Linked DNA regions of Homo sapiens: region 1 is linked to region 2. The links are chromatin contacts, found by Hi-C or POLR2A ChIA-PET in ENCODE. All regions are on one chromosome and are shown on one strand. Each heading gives the region's core, a stretch centred on a gene start or an enhancer-like site at or near the end of the contact. The rest is flanking DNA. Distances are from core to core; before and after follow the strand shown.

What was found. A loop is a pair of places that touch in the nucleus more often than their neighbours do. ChIA-PET counts read pairs that join two places held with the same protein, here RNA polymerase II (POLR2A). Pooled maps may share reads with other maps.
Region 1: a loop to region 2 is called in a map of CD4-positive, alpha-beta T cell, with 13 times the contacts of the local background. The contact joins the promoter of ZNF287 here to the promoter of SNHG29 in region 2. A Hi-C loop is called at or near these places in 2 of 168 maps with a recorded cell type or tissue (CD4-positive, alpha-beta T cell and naive thymus-derived CD4-positive, alpha-beta T cell), 1 of 37 single-sample maps with no recorded cell type and 9 of 50 pooled maps. POLR2A ChIA-PET finds 5 or more read pairs at or near these places in 2 of 52 experiments (WTC11 and activated naive CD4-positive, alpha-beta T cell).

Annotation. Positions count from the first base shown.
Region 1 is chr17:16,567,048-16,571,832 of GRCh38, forward strand. It overlaps ZNF287 (zinc finger protein 287), which reads right to left and starts at 2,157. Exons shown (of 6, transcript NM_020653.4): 1 at 1,905-2,157; 2 at 282-882. The coding sequence starts at 684. RefSeq lists enhancers at 1,220-1,721, 1,722-2,221.
Region 2 is chr17:16,435,899-16,440,365 of GRCh38, forward strand. SNHG29 (small nucleolar RNA host gene 29) reads left to right here and starts at 3,089. Exons shown (of 4, transcript NR_045025.1): 1 at 3,089-3,162; 2 at 4,287-4,355. SNORD49B (small nucleolar RNA, C/D box 49B) reads left to right here and starts at 3,611; the gene lies at 3,611-3,658. SNORD49A (small nucleolar RNA, C/D box 49A) reads left to right here and starts at 4,138; the gene lies at 4,138-4,208. TRPV2 (transient receptor potential cation channel subfamily V member 2) reads left to right here. Exons shown (of 15, transcript NM_016113.5): 15 at 891-1,105. The coding sequence ends at 991. RefSeq lists enhancers at 1,591-2,492, 2,493-3,392, 2,508-2,697, 2,758-3,087, 3,393-4,294 and 1 more.

The sequences.
Region 1 (4,785 bases), core at 907-3,406, 130 kb after region 2:
TTGCGTCTGGTCATTATTTCAAGACGTTTTTCTTGGGGGTTTAGATAATGTGTGTTTGCTCCCAAGCAATCTGGAAGGAGAACACCATGCAGGATGGAGCTCATGTTAAAGCCTTGTTCTCACTCACTAACCTTTGTTCTCCCCAGTTTCTTTCTTTTTAAAAAATGCATCCTGGACCTCTCAGTGCTCTCCCTGATTTCTTTAAAGGAGCTGCTCAGATGTGCTAGTTGTCTTCTTTAACCACCCAGGGATTCCTCCCCTCTCTGCTCTATGATTCTCACCTTCCTCTTCTAGAATCTGAGTCAAATCCTCCACCAGAGTCACTGCTTCCTCGCTGCTCTCTGGATACTGGGACTTTACCCAAGTCCTAACCTCACCAGGCAGGATGGTCAGGAATTGCTCCAGCACCAGCAGCTCCAAAATTTGTTCCTTTGAGTGAATCTCAGGTCTCAGCCACTTAAGGCAGAGCTCTCGGAGTTGACTCAATGCCTTTCGAGGACCAGCCAGGTCTGGGTATGGAAAATTCCTAAAATTCTGTCGACAGGTCTCAGTGTCACGCAAGAATCTTGAAGTAAGGATTTCCTTCTCAACATTGTAGGGTCCACTCTGAGCCTTGTCTGACTTCCACCTTAGAAGGATTTGAGAACGTGAAGAACTGTTCATCCTCTTGCTTGAGGCTAACATTGCTACAGACAGGAGAGTCAATCTGGCAATATCCTTTATTTCTCCAGTAGTGAGCCAACTGCTTGAAGTCTCATGCTAGAGTCACAAGGACACTATATCAAAGGCTGCTGCAGCCGAGGGCAGAACAGAATCAAGGTAGAGTTAGCAGCCTTAGTGACAAATTCTGAGCCCAGAACTTGCAGGGATGGATAAGAGACCCTGAAACACAAGCATGGACCACAAGGTCAAGAATCCCTGGTGTACTCTACTATACATATACACACACAGAAACAGACTCGCAGTGTGCATAGATGAACACACATAAGCTTTACCTTGTCTTCCTCCCCTATATCCTTAGACTTGTAAGGGAACTGCCATCTGCTTGGGGTTGGTGGGGGATGGAGCTGCTATTAAAAAGGTAGTGTCAGAGGCAATGACTCGAATCTAAGCCAAACAACAGATTAAACCTCTAACCTGTTGTAACAAAAATTAAACATTTTTATAGAGAAAATAGTTTCATTATTTTAGTCACTGATGTTACAGAAGCTGTAATGACTGAACGGACTCTCAACAATAACAAAGTGAATCTGTTACTTGGAAGAAACTAGGAGAATTTCTTCTTAATACAGTGCTCAAGGTTCCCAAGGGAACTGTCAGGGGAAAGGGCGAGCCATTTATCTGCGTTGCATGTTAATGCCAGCCGATTCTAGCCTTTCACTATCAGAGGGTTGGGAAGACCAGCGGGTTGGACTGGAAAAGAGTGAAGAGGTTGGTGTGACTTCAAGTCCTTTAAGTGCTTCTATAGGAGACAGTTCTTTAGGGATATATTCGAAACCAGGATTCTCGAAGGAAACCTTAGAACCGGCCTGATCTGGAGGAGAACCGACACCACCTCTCCCCAGGCTCCAGCTCCGAGCCCTGCTGAGGCACAGTCGTGCCACCAAAGACAACTGTTTACAAGGCCCTGCGGAGGTGATGCGACAGCCTTGCCTTGCCTCCTGTCGCCTCCCCTTCCCGGCCAAGTCCCTCTGCCTCTTACTCCTCTTCAGCCGCAGGGTCGAGGTCGAGGGCAGCGGGGGAGTCGGGGACCGTGCGACGCGCAACGCTGGGACTGGGCCCACAGCAGCCTCCACCCCGTCTTTGCCCTCCCGCAAGCCACGAGCACGGGAGCCCGCGCGTGGACGGGCTCGGGCTGTCACTGATCGCGCGGACACTCGCGCGCTGCGCCCGGACATCAATACCTGTCGCTGGGACCCGGCCGACGGGCAGCCGGAGCGGCCCTAAGGCCACAGGCAACAATGGCGACGCTGGCACAGGCGCCTGCGTGGCGGGCTCAGTCCCGAGCGGCAGCGGATCCTCGGGCTCCGCCACTTCCCTTCCCCGCAAAGCACAGAGTGTCCCGGCCAGGAGCTGCACGTTCCAGCCCGGTCCTGAGAAGCCCGGCCCAGAAACCCCGGCGCCTCTGCTTAGCCGCGACCTCGCCTCGGCGTCACTGCGCATGTGCGCCAGAGGAACGCTGCGCGCCCGCAGAGCCAATCGGAGCCCAAGCTGCCGCCTCCCCCTCCCGCGCCTCTGGCCCTGGACCTGTCTCCATGGCAACCTCCTCCACCCATCGCTCTGACTTGCTTGTCAGCCTGCGAGGTTCCGAAGGGAACTTCAAAGTTTCCCCGGGCAGACGCAGGTCTGGTAGACGTCTTGGAGGCCAGGGAGGTGCCAGTAGCTGGAGGAGCGCCGGGAGTTGAAGCCCCGCGCCAACTACGCAGAGAAAACTGGGCGCCAGATTTCCTAGAGGAAGAATGGGCAGGGAAGATGTGGGTCTAAAGGCAGAAAGACTTAATGTGCGGTTTCGGGCTTTACTGTGCATACATACTAACTGTGAAAGGTTTTCACTTCCTCCTCAGGAATTTGATTCTGAGACTCTCAGATTGGGGGAAAAAAACCCATGTTCTTTCTTTCTTTCTTTTTTTTCTTTTGAGACGGAGTCTCGCTCTGTCGCCCAGGCTGGAGTGCAATGGTGCGAGCTCGGCTCACTGCAACCTCCGCCTCCTGGGTTCAAGTGATTCTCCTGTGTTCAAGTGATTCTCACTTGAACTTCCTGGGTTCAGCCTCCCGAGTAGCTGTTATTTCTAAGAGACACAAAACAAAAATACATAAAACACTGGAAAAATAAAAGCATAGAAAAACATATTCAAGGTGTTCCCGTTATCTACTGTTCTATTAACAAACCACCCCAAAACTTAGTGGTTTTGAAGGACAATCACCGTATTATGCTCATAAATTTCATGGTGAGGAATTTGAAAGGGGAACTGAGTGGGTGGGCCTTTGCCTCATTATGTCTGTAGCCTCTGTTGGGATGATTTGATGGCTGGGAGGGCCCGCTTCCAAGATGGCTTTTCCACTCACATGTCTACTGCTTGGGAGGAGATGGGCTAAAAGATGAACTCGGCTTGTGTTTGACCAGAGTGCCTCAATGTGGTCTCTCCAGCATAAAGGACTGAGGGCAGCTGGACTTGTTACATGGTGGCTCTGGGCTCCAAGAGTGAGCATTCCAGTGAACAAGAGAGAAGCGCCATGGCCAATTATAACATGGCCTTGGAAGTCACCTAACACCAATTCTGTCAGACTCTTGGTCAAAGCAATCACAAGCCTACAGAGAATCAAATGGAGGCAGAATCCTGTGAGGGTGGAGGAGGACTGTCAAAGACTCTTAATATCACCACACCAGGAAAATTTTAACAAAAAGAAAGTTGGACCGGGCGCGGTGGCTCACGCCTGTAATTCCAGCACTTTGGGAGGCCCAGGCAGGTAGATCACCTGAGGTCAGGAGTTTGAGACCAGCCTGGCCAACATGGTGAAACTCCGTCTCTACTAAAAGAACAAAAATTAGCCTGGTGTGGTGGCGCACGCCTGTAATCCCAGCTACTCAAGAGGCTGAGGCAGGAGAATCACTTGAACCTGGGAAGCGGAGGTTGCAATGAGCTGAGATTTTGCCACTGCACTCCATGTACTCCAGCCTGGGCGACACGAGCAAGACTCCATCTCAAAAAAAAAAAAAAACAAACTTGGGGAGTGTGATGGTCTTTTGATGTGTCAACTTGGCTAGGCTACAGTCTCTTGCTATTTAAGTAAACACGAATCTAGGTGTTGCTGTAAAGGCATTTTGTAGATGAGATTGAAGCCCATAAACCCAGTTGGACTAAGTAGCATGGGAGATTATCCTAGATAATTTGGGTGGGCCTGATTCAATCAGTTAAAAGCTTTCAAAAAAGAACCGAAGTTTCCCTGATGGAGAAGAAACTCCATCAGCGTACCACAGCTTCCAGCCTGCCCTTCCTGATGGGGTGCTCTTATGGACTTTGGACTCACCTGGTCACCCCCTCAATCGAGTAAGCCAACTCTTTGCCACAAGTATCTTAAATATCTACTGGTTCCGCTTTTTTGATTGAACCCTGACTGATACAAGTAATAATTCTAATATCTGATAAGCTAGAATTTGAGAAGATTAAAAGGGAATAAATAAGAGTGCTTGATGGAAAAGATATATTTATCATAAATATACAGCATGTCCCTAACACTAAGGCCTCAAAACATACAAAGCAATAGCTGACATACCTGTAGGGAGGAAAACATAAACCAACAACCAAAGCTGGAAACTTAATACGCCCTATAGTGCACACTGTGGTGCTGCCAGGATCCTCCTTCAGGGTTGAGGCATCCATCCCAGCAGCTGCCGGGTGAGTGGCTGCTGATGGCTCACAGCAAAATACTTCCTTGGGAGTTGTCCTAACTGCAGGGGGCTGCCTCTCACAAGTCACGTCTTCTCCCCGGGGGAAGTCCATATCCAAAGACTGCTCAGTGCAGGCCTCAAAGACCTGGCCCCCTGTCTTCAACTTGCAGCCTCTATAAAGGGCCATCTTGGCTTAAGAGTTCCCTGTGAGACCAACTGAGGCCTCTGTTGCAGTCATACAGCATTTAAACCTATTACTCTGTCCAGTTATCCTTATATCACTCCTGTACAGGCATTTTTTCTAGAGAACACTACCCAGTAATTACCTTGTATGCAATTCTCCATCTCAGAATCTATTTATAGGGAATCTGCCCTACACCAGTTGGTACCAGCAG
Region 2 (4,467 bases), core at 1,839-4,338:
CAGGAAAGTCACCTCTGAAAGTCACCTTGTCCCTCCCTCATCTTGCCCCAAGCACTCCACACCCCACTGCCTGCTGGGGCCTCCAATGTGACATTCCCAACAGGAACAGCCTCGGGGCTGCCCCAGCAGGTCACATGTATGTCACCCCACCCCCTCCTCACCCAGGTGGAAGGCCTTGAGAGTCTCAGCCTATTCCCCCCGCTATACCAGCTCTCCCACCTGGAGCTGAGTGTCCTTGACCCCTCAGGCGGCCACTCATCCCTCTGCCCTGCCCTGCCTCTTACTTCTGCACCACTGCAGGGGGGCCCAGCCTGCACTCTTACCCATTGCAGTCCTGCTAATGTGGACAAAAACCACATGCAGCCCACGCTACACAATGCCTCCCACTACCTGGAAGGCCGCACTGCTCAGAATGGAGGTCAGGGCCCAAAGCTGTCTAACTCACTCCCCACACCTCCATCCACATGTCTGCAGTACTCCTTGTTCTTTGCTTTCCTTGGTTCATCTCTGGATTCGTCTCTGTCGGAAGTGCTCTTCCTCCCCTCTGGATGTCCAAATCTGCCACCGCCCCTGCAGGACAGGTCCCCTCTCTCCTCTGAGCTCCCCCAGCATGTCTCAGGTGTTCTGATCTCTGACACACAAGTCTGTCACCTCCAGGCACTTTAAGCTCCTGGGGGTGGCAGGGGCAGGGGGAAGCCCCTGATATGGCAGGGGATTGGGAAATGCTTGTGGAGTGAGGGAAGCAGGGAGAAGGATTGCTGGCCTCCAGGATCGCTGAGGCTGTCCCCACGGCATGACGTGTTTTCATGACTGTGGCCCCGTTTCCCTGGTGCCTGCTTCCTGGGGACACACTCAAGGGTTAAGCTACAGTGCTTGCCATCTGTTTACAGGAACTCTCGAGAACCCTGTCCTGGCTTCCCCTCCCAAGGAGGATGAGGATGGTGCCTCTGAGGAAAACTATGTGCCCGTCCAGCTCCTCCAGTCCAACTGATGGCCCAGATGCAGCAGGAGGCCAGAGGACAGAGCAGAGGATCTTTCCAACCACATCTGCTGGCTCTGGGGTCCCAGTGAATTCTGGTGGCAAATATATATTTTCACTAACTAACTCTTCTGGAAACATTATTTGGGCAGAGTTGCTGGGACCCTTAGAGCTGGCAATGTCTGCATGTCTCTGTGTGCACAGGTCTGTGTATGGGACTAGGTTGCTCCTGCCCTTGCCTGGGCACAGAGACCCTCAGTTGCTGTGTCCCCACCCTCACCCCCACATCCCCAAGTCTGGGGACTGTCCTCTTCCTGGGTACAGGCAGCTGGCTGAGGTGCTGTGCCCATTGTTGTGGCAGATATATGGTGATGGACATGGGCAAACAGCCACCTCTCCTCTCTCTCCACCACGACACCCTTTGCTTTCCACACCCACCCTGCTTTTGGGCAGGTACCTGGGAAAACCCATTAAAGCCACCTCTCTTGCTTTCTCTTCCTACCGAGCTTCTTGCTCAATTCCCACCCCTCCCAAGCCATTCTCTGCAGGGCAGCCAGAGGGCCTTCCTAAGACATAAGACAAACATGTCCTCTTTGTGCTCTGAAGGCCTGAGAGGCTCCCCAGTACCCACAGAATGCCCTAGCTGACATCCCGAGACCCCCACGGTTTTGCCCAAGCAGTTCCAGACACCTCCTCCCCTCCACCTCTGTTGCCCCTCCCTCCTTAGCACTCTCCCCAAATTCATGCAGGCCGAGAGACCTCGTGCTTGATCCCTTGACCTGGCTCTTGCTGGAAGCCCCCCTCCTCCATTAAAACCCTACACTTGGGGGTGGGGGGAGGGATAGCATTAGGAGATATACCTAATGTAAATGATGAGTTAATGGGTGCAGCATACCAACATGGCACATGTATACATATGTAACAAACCTGCACGTTGTGCACATGTACCCTAGAACTTAAAGTATAATAATAAAATAAAACCCTACACTTGCCGGGCGCCTGTAATCCCAGCACTCTGGGAGGCCCAGGCGGGCGGATCACCTGAGTTCAGGAGTTCGAAACCAGCCTGACCAACATGGAGAAACCCCGTCTCTACTAAAAATACAAAATTAGCCGGGCGTGGTGGCGCATGCCTGTAATCCCAGCTACTCGGGAGGCTGAGGCAGAAGAATCGCTTGAACCCGGGAGGCAGAGGTTGCGGTGAGCGGAGATCGCGCCATTGCAGTCCAGCCTGGGCAACAGGAGCGAAATTCCGTCTCAAAAAAACACAAAAACGAGCAACAACAACAACAACAACAAAAACCCTACACTTATTTCTGAGGCCAGCTCAAAAGGTCTTATGATTGTCTTCCCAGTTTTTTGCAGTCAAAATGAATTTCTTTCCCTTGGTATAACGTGTGTGTGCAAAACGTGGTTGCATGGATTCTTTTTCAAGGAGAGAGCTGAGCATGTTCATAGGCTGAAAGGAAAGCCACAGTAGAGAGAGTTTTCCATGGAAGGTGAGGCAGGGGCATAGGTGGAGGAGGCCCCAAGGAATGAGGAGAGGAAAGGAGGTGGGCAGAGCTTTACCCCAGAGGCGAGCAGAGGATGGACGTGGATCTAGATAAGACGTCAGCTCGTTCCCTAAAGGTCGTGCTAAAGGAGTAATGAGGGTGACCAGTGCGCAGGGGTTTGAGAAGCCCCGTGGATGTGGTGAAATAGCTGTGGGGAGAGTATTTGGCAACGCTCAATAGATTCAGGAGGAGCTACTAGGATGAATGGCTGCCTTGTGCCACAGCTCTACAGGCTTTCACGTGTGTCATCTCACGTGATCTTCTGGGGCGCTGGTGTCTCCGTTTACTAGAGGACCAATCGGAAGCTTAAAGAGAATGAGTAATTGGCCCAAGACCACCCAGCTAAGGAGTGGCGGAGGTGGGGCCCAAACGCGCGATCCAGCCCTCGCGCAGGCGCCCTGGAACTCCCCGCGCGTGTTGTGACCCAGAATTCCCGGGGCTGTGGAAGAGACCATAGACTCAACAGGAGGGGGAGTCCTGGGTAGCGCGCCGGTCTAAATCGTTACTTGGCGGAAAGTTCCCATGAGTCTTTGCCAGCGTCCCCCTCCTTTTGTGAGGATTGGGATATTCCGACTCCTTAAGGGCCTGGCGCACATAAGGTGTGACCTTTTCATTCCCGTTGTTATGGAGGTAGGCTCTCTAGGAATCTGGGAGTAGTAGCTGGGGGGCAAGAGCAAATAAAGAGCTCGAGCTTCTGTGGTCTCTGGGGAGATGTTCCCGGGAAGCCTGTCTAGAGGGCGGAGGGCAGCTGTTGAGATGGCGTGGCTCCCCGGCTCCTGCGCCCGCGTGGCTTTCGCGGCGGGCGCTGCGGCCCGGTATTGGACAGCCTGGCAGGGCAGCGCGGGGCCGAATCCGGCTGCCGTGGCTGAGGCTCATGGATCACTCTTTTGTGGTAGGGCCACATCTGCCAGAGCCTGGAGTCTGCGAAGGCCGGGACCCGGTTCCCCGGCCCACAGTGGGGGTGTGCAAACCCGAGAGAACTGGGTAAGTTGGGGTCGGCTTGCAGTTTGGGGTACCCCGAGGGCGGTGTACGTCGGTAAGATTGTAACAGTATTACTGGAAGACTTATTCGACTGTCCTGATGATACTTGTAATAGGAAGTGCCGTCAGAAGCGATAACTGACGACGTCTAATGTCTATCTGACCGCAGTCGCTGAAACCTCTACAACTTAGTTGACCGTAACTGCCAGAGCCCTGCCCTGAATTCCTGTCCTTACTCCCTCTTTAAGATTGCGTACCCACTGCAGAGTGCTGAAGACGGGGTAGCCACGAGGTGAGAGGCTCTCTGGTGTAGGGTTTAACATGGAACGTAGTTTTGTCACTTGAATGCACGGAAATTGGCGTTTTGACAGTTTTCTACGTTTAGGTGTTTTATACACTTTAGGGTAACGTTATCATGTCATTGCATAGGGTGGAACTTAAATAGAAACTGGAGATGGCTGCTTCAGCCACAGTCCTAACCTAGAACTGCATTTAAAGCAAACTGATAATGCAGAAACAAACTCCTTCGTTAAGAAATGTCTCCAGTAGCAGGGTTAGCTTAAGTTTCAGGTAGGGTCTAGATCTGCGGTTGGAACAGTACTGGAGGGTTGTGAGGTGCTTGACTGCTCTGATGAAATCACTAATAGGAAGTGCCGTCAGAAGCGATAACTGACGAAGACTACTCCTGTCTGATTGCAGTCAAGTCTTCACCACTTGCTGGTTCCCAGGAGTAAACTTGTTTGAACGGTGACCTAATTGCTATATTCACCTAGGTTGCAAATTCGTGAAGAATCAGCATCATGTTTGGCAGCTGAGTATTGGAGCCAGGAGCCTGCCATGAGGTAAGCCTTGCTCTATGGGGAGGCTAGTGGCTGACCACGCCTAGCTGTCAGGTCGAATATTGGCAATTGGATTTGGTTAACCTAATACCTTGTAACAGTGTAGCCTATCCCA